Regions from separate parts of the Homo sapiens genome. Here region 1 is linked to region 2. Evidence: chromatin contacts called from ENCODE Hi-C or POLR2A ChIA-PET data. All regions are on one chromosome and are shown on one strand. The core of a region is the stretch at or near the end of the contact, and the rest is flanking DNA. Distances in the headings are between cores, read along the strand shown. Region 1 overlaps ADGRV1 (adhesion G protein-coupled receptor V1). Region 2 overlaps ADGRV1 (adhesion G protein-coupled receptor V1).

Region 1 (2,700 bases), core at 145-2,644, 41 kb before region 2:
TCTGTTGCAGAGCCCATTTCAATCCTGGTATCCTAATTTTTTAATTGAATAAATATGTAAGGACGTTGGTGTTTGCTGTGTAATGGGTTAGTACATAAAAATGTACTAAGATATCTAAACCCTAAATATGCTCATATTGGATTGTTGCTAGTCTATGATGTTACTATTAATTAGTATTTATTTATCATTTTTATGTGTCCTGCAATGTTACAGTTAAAACTGGAAACTTAAGAAATGTAAAAGGCCAATATGCAAGGGATATTTGATAAATGTTAAAAAGAAATATGGGCCAAAAATCTGGAGAAAACTTGAGATAGAGGTCATGAATTAATTTCAGAAGAGGAAAGTAAAACTAAAAGGAAATACAGGCTAAAATTTTATCCACTTTATGGGGAATTCCCAATATTGAGGGGGAAATGACACATTTCACTTTCCCTGAAGCTTTGAAGTGGTAAGAATTAGATCATACATATGTAGAGGCAACATTTTAAAAGTCCCAATTTGAACTGCCCTAAACTAGACACGTCTAATGAGCTAGATAGACAGATGTCAAGAGAGCTCCTTTATGATTTTTGTAAAGAAGCTTCTCAAAAGAAAATGATCTTGCTGTTGAGGGTATAATGTAGGGGGAAGGACAGAGTGAGGAGAAGCCTTTTACTGATGGGTTAGAATAATTCTGCTTGCAAAAAAAATACTGGTAATAATGAAGGCTCTGAGGCCAGATATTTGGAAGGATCCCAGGTACACCTCTTATTGACTTTGCAACTATGTAGCTTCTCCACATACTCAGTATGTAGCTTCTCCACAGCTCAGTTTTCCAAAAAATAAAATAGGGAAAACAATGGCATCTACCTTACAAGAGTGCAGTGAGAACCAAATGAGTGAATACATGTAAAGGTCTTGGATCAGAGGCTGGCATGCCGTAGGTACTCAATAAAAGATAACCATGATCACTGTCGTCTATTGCTAAGCCCAAATCCTCCTATGTATACAGTATACAAGATTTAATTTGCATTAAAAAAGAGAAGATACCAAATAGTAGAGAGGAAAGTGTGAACATTCATCACATTTATTTATGTGTCAGAGAAAAGTGCTGTGCAGTATGAGTTCAGTGAAAGAAAACAGTGCCTCAGTTGGGGTAGTCAGGAGACTTTGTGGAAGAGGCAGGTGAAATCAGCTCTTTCTCTCTTGAGTTCTTTACCGATCAGCAGGTGTGTAAGGTGACTCAGTCATGCAATTATGATTGTCTGCCTGTGTCCACAGCACGTCCGCATGAGGGGAAGGAGGAAAACTTTCCCTTTGCTACTTTTCCTCATGACTCATGTGTGTTTCTGCAAAATCAGTGTTGAAACTTGGTCCAATTTGAAAAGTCAAGGTAATGATGGGTCATTCAAAAAGAGGCACGTAATAAGGAAGCCCAACATGACACCATCACACCACCAGTGACTGACAAACCAGTCTGGCCAGTGGTGTTAGCAGCAGTAAATTGACTATTGGTTCAGGGGCTTTTCTAGGGATTTAAACTTAGGGTTTCTTATCTTCCATACTACTGTCCCACTCCCACAAAGCTTCCAAAAAGAGGGCAAAAGATGCCAAAAAAAAAAAAAGGTCAATTACCTAACGATTTTATGGAAGAGGGAGGGTTTCTAGCCTTTCAAAGCCTGCATTCTGGATGGGGTGACTGCTGGAAGATCTCAGTGTTGACTATTGGAATGCAGGCCACTATTAATATCCCTGCCATTCTGAGCTGCCCATTAGAAAGATAACAGCACTTCCTTCTTTAAAAAATAAGTTCCTTCATTGAATCTGAGCACTAGAAGGGATAGTAGAGGTCATGCCACCCTCCCTCCAGCATGATGGGTGAAGAAACCAAGTGCAAGGACTTCTGAGGCCTGCCCAGCACCTGACTGTTTAAACTCCTGGTCAGTGCTATAATGAGGCTTCTCAGCGTAAGTCAGACTCCATGGAAAAATAACCTAAAATGTTTTCAGGGACCATATTCTGCAAATAATCTAAAATCCCTTGTTAAGCAAATGTCTGAAACATTTTATTCTTTGCATATGCATTCCCAGGGGTTAGGGGACTATTGAATAAATCAAGTGTTTAGTGAACATCACACTAAACATGCTCATTCCTAAGTATAATACTCACTAGTAATACCTGGGCAGCACAGACACACGTATTCCTTCCATAAAACAGTTTTCAAAGACACCACACATCAACATTTTTGCATAATACAAAAATTCATGTAAAATAATACAACTAATTCCGTTAGAAGGAGAGAGAGCAAAGCTAGGAGGAAAGAGCAATGAACCCAAACCAACATTCTGTCACTCACAATCCCCTCTCCCACCAAGGCCCTTTCCCCATCCAAAAAAAATTGGCTTCAGTTGAAAAATATTTTATCATAAGGAATTTATTTTTGTCAACAGGATGTTCCTGTTATTTTCAAGTCTTGTAGTTTCAACAACAGGATTTCAGGGCAGTGAAATAAAATAGGAACAGCAGAGTAATTTGAATTTCTGAGCATACTCATGCATGTATAAGAAAAGTCCAAATAGTCTAAAACTGGCTTTAAACAATGTAAGGCTGTCTCCTTATGCACTTTCTAAATTTCTTCTCATTAAAAAAATGATGATCTAATAGACAGTAAATATTTTTGACTGATATTCTTAAGTTTTTAATTGTAGCCAAACTTCT
Region 2 (2,700 bases), core at 115-2,614:
TGAACCTCTGAATTCAGCAATGATTGAAGCCAGTCATTCGCCAACTTACTTAAGCTTTAAGGCTTAAGCCATGGCAGTTTACACTGGATTTCTGTCATTTGTATTAGCATGAATCCTAAGTTTGCTTCATCAAATATAGGGATATTTATTTATTGAATCAGTATAACTCTGCTTTAGAAGACAGCTTCATAAAGGAATCCAAATGTGACTATTTAACAAAAGGATTTAAGATTAATTTCTTAATTTATTTGTATGAATGTCCAGTTGCATTTTCCCCTTTAGCTGACTTAGGGCAAACATGGTATGCAAGACCTACAAGTTTCTTCTTTTTAGAAATGCAAAAGTTGCCTTTCACACCTAAGAACCCAAAGCAAACACTACTTGAGGTCAAGATACTGTGTAACATAAATCTCAGCTTTTCTTTCAACACTTCTCTTGAAGAGGCTCTGCCAAAACCTCTCTCCCACTATGCTGCTATGTAAATCTCCCATATCCAGTTTACCAAAGGCATCTCCCATGGAATCTCTGGCCAGGTCCCGGGACAGCAGAAGGAACTGTTTGAGAAATTCATCTGGAGCTGAGCTGTCTGGAGCTTCAGTTAACTCCACATATTTAAGGGCAGGGAGAATTGCAGTCTAGGAAGACCCCCTGGGATTGCCTGTAGGACATTCATCTTTCAGAACAGACAAGGTCAGAAGAGAGAAAAGATGCTCAGAGACTTTCAGAAAAGGTATTTCCTTCCCTTTCAGAACCAGGTTCTTTATTAGGTCTCTGTATATCATTTTCTTTTTCTAAGTGAATATAGAAGATCCAGCATGTACTTGTTAAAAACATAGTAGGGTAGATTATGAATACTCTCAATATAATATATTTGTTTTACATTCTTTCAGAATATCATATATACTTTATACTGCTGAATATATAAAATTATAGTTTTCTGTTAACAATTTAGTTATGTTGACTGATTGGAAGTGATTCTTTTTCTTCTAGGTCCATAGCTTTCAAACCTCAATCTGCATTAGAATCCTCTGAGGACTTGTTCAAAGTGCTGACACCCAGGGCCCACACTAGACCTGAGAAATAAGAATCTCTGTAGGAGACTAGAAATCGAAATTTTCTAGTGATACAAGTCACCTGGAAACCACACACTGGAAAACATTGTCCTGGGGGTAAATTCACATCCAAGGGCATACATACATTTGTACCTTATAACTCTACTTAACAACAATTCACATCACTGGTGACATGTCTACATCTTGATGCTTTTATCATAAAATCCTATTTACCAAGAGGCACAGCACAGAGTTCCAAAGAGCATGTAATAATTGCTCTGACTGGTTGTTTTGCCTGCAATCACCCCCTGTATTCATGCCACGGGAGGATAAAGTGTTCCTGACTCACTGCTGAAGTAACAGCACAATATAAACAACTTGAGCTCTCCTTCAGATAGGAAAGCAAAAGACATTTCATAGACCCCCACAGATCCACTGGTACATTTTAAATGGAAAATTTATCATTTTTTTTTTGGTGCTTATTTTATACTTTCATTTTGAACATGGAATTACAAAGAAGTACTTGCTGTATTATCTTTCACATTAGAATACATTCTGCCAATTGTGGTCCAAATGTAGTTCATGTGGTTTGGCGGCTGGTCAATCAGTATTGCAAGACAGAACAGCACCTCTTAATGAAAAATATGTCAAAATTGAAAGTTTAGCAATAGTAGATTGAACAAGGCTCTTCATGAGTCACATATATCCATTTTGAAAGCCATGCTTGTAGTAAGTCATGTTTGAAATGTGTGTCAATTCTTGTGGACTGCTTGGTACTACTGAGTGCAATGGAACAATGATTTCATAAACGGTTCTCCCATTGGAACTCTTCAGTTTATATCCTGAATATCCCTACGTCTTCCAATCATATTACAGTCTAGATCAATGTTAAAGTTCTCTTCTCTGTTTCTCTGTTCCCTCATTAGCTTCCCTTTTCATCCCTGTACTTTCTCTTTTTACTAACACCAAGGATTAATATCAGGGACTACTTTTATTACTGTATCTCTAGTGTCTACTAGAGCAATTGGCACATAGAAGGTGCTTAAAAAATATTTATTGAATTGATGAACAACAAAAAAATGAACTAAATGACTTTCTTTTCTTTGGTCACATTATCTTTTATTCCATTTTAACTTAGTCTATATCCTCAAGCTGGAGCAGGTGAGCGTCATCTCTGATTTTCACCATTTGCCACAGGATACCTAAAATTCATCAATCTGACCTTTGGTAGGCTTATAGGATTGCATGTCTGTTTCTTCTACTAATGATGCAGAGGACAGTGAATGGTTTTCATGAAATATTGGCCAGCATTTCCCCTACCTCCAAAGTCCAGAGGTTTTCTTTGTAATCAATAATCAGCTTAAGGAAATTAAGACAGAAAAAGAGACCAGGTAAATGACCTGGGTCACAAGTAATTTTTCTCTGCATTTGTTCACATGTGTGTGAAGCTTGCAGGGACTGAGAACTAGGATGGGGGCTAGAGTGTGTAAGAACAAGGACCCTCCAGGGTCTGGTAATTTCTAAAGAACTTCCTACCACACAATACCTGAAACCAGATAATGAATAAATCCTTAAAAAACACAAGATATTGTTTGTCATTGTTAAGGCATGGCATGGTCCAAATTAGCCAATTAAAGGCTGATTAATA

The links. Hi-C counts contacts between places; a loop is a spot of excess contacts on that map. ChIA-PET counts read pairs that join two places held with the same protein, here RNA polymerase II (POLR2A). Pooled maps may share reads with other maps.
Region 1: a loop to region 2 is called in a map of endothelial cell of hepatic sinusoid, with 5 times the contacts of the local background. The contact joins two enhancer-like sites. A Hi-C loop is called at or near these places in 3 of 168 maps with a recorded cell type or tissue (endothelial cell of hepatic sinusoid, gastrocnemius medialis and psoas muscle) and 1 of 50 pooled maps. POLR2A ChIA-PET finds 5 or more read pairs at or near these places in 4 of 52 experiments (BJ, MCF 10A, Panc1 and 1 more).

What each region holds. Positions count from the first base shown.
Region 1 is chr5:91,057,370-91,060,069 of GRCh38, reverse strand. All of the region lies in intron 85 of ADGRV1 (adhesion G protein-coupled receptor V1), which reads right to left. Among named protein-coding and RNA genes, the nearest start is that of LUCAT1, 260 kb to the left of the region's middle. Within about 2 kb of position 1,394, at least 5 of the 41 ENCODE cell types and tissues checked have a DNase peak (open chromatin) inside an H3K27ac peak, as active enhancers do.
Region 2 is chr5:91,016,175-91,018,874 of GRCh38, reverse strand. All of the region lies in intron 85 of ADGRV1 (adhesion G protein-coupled receptor V1), which reads right to left. Among named protein-coding and RNA genes, the nearest start is that of LUCAT1, 300 kb to the left of the region's middle. Within about 2 kb of position 1,364, at least 4 of the 41 ENCODE cell types and tissues checked have a DNase peak (open chromatin) inside an H3K27ac peak, as active enhancers do.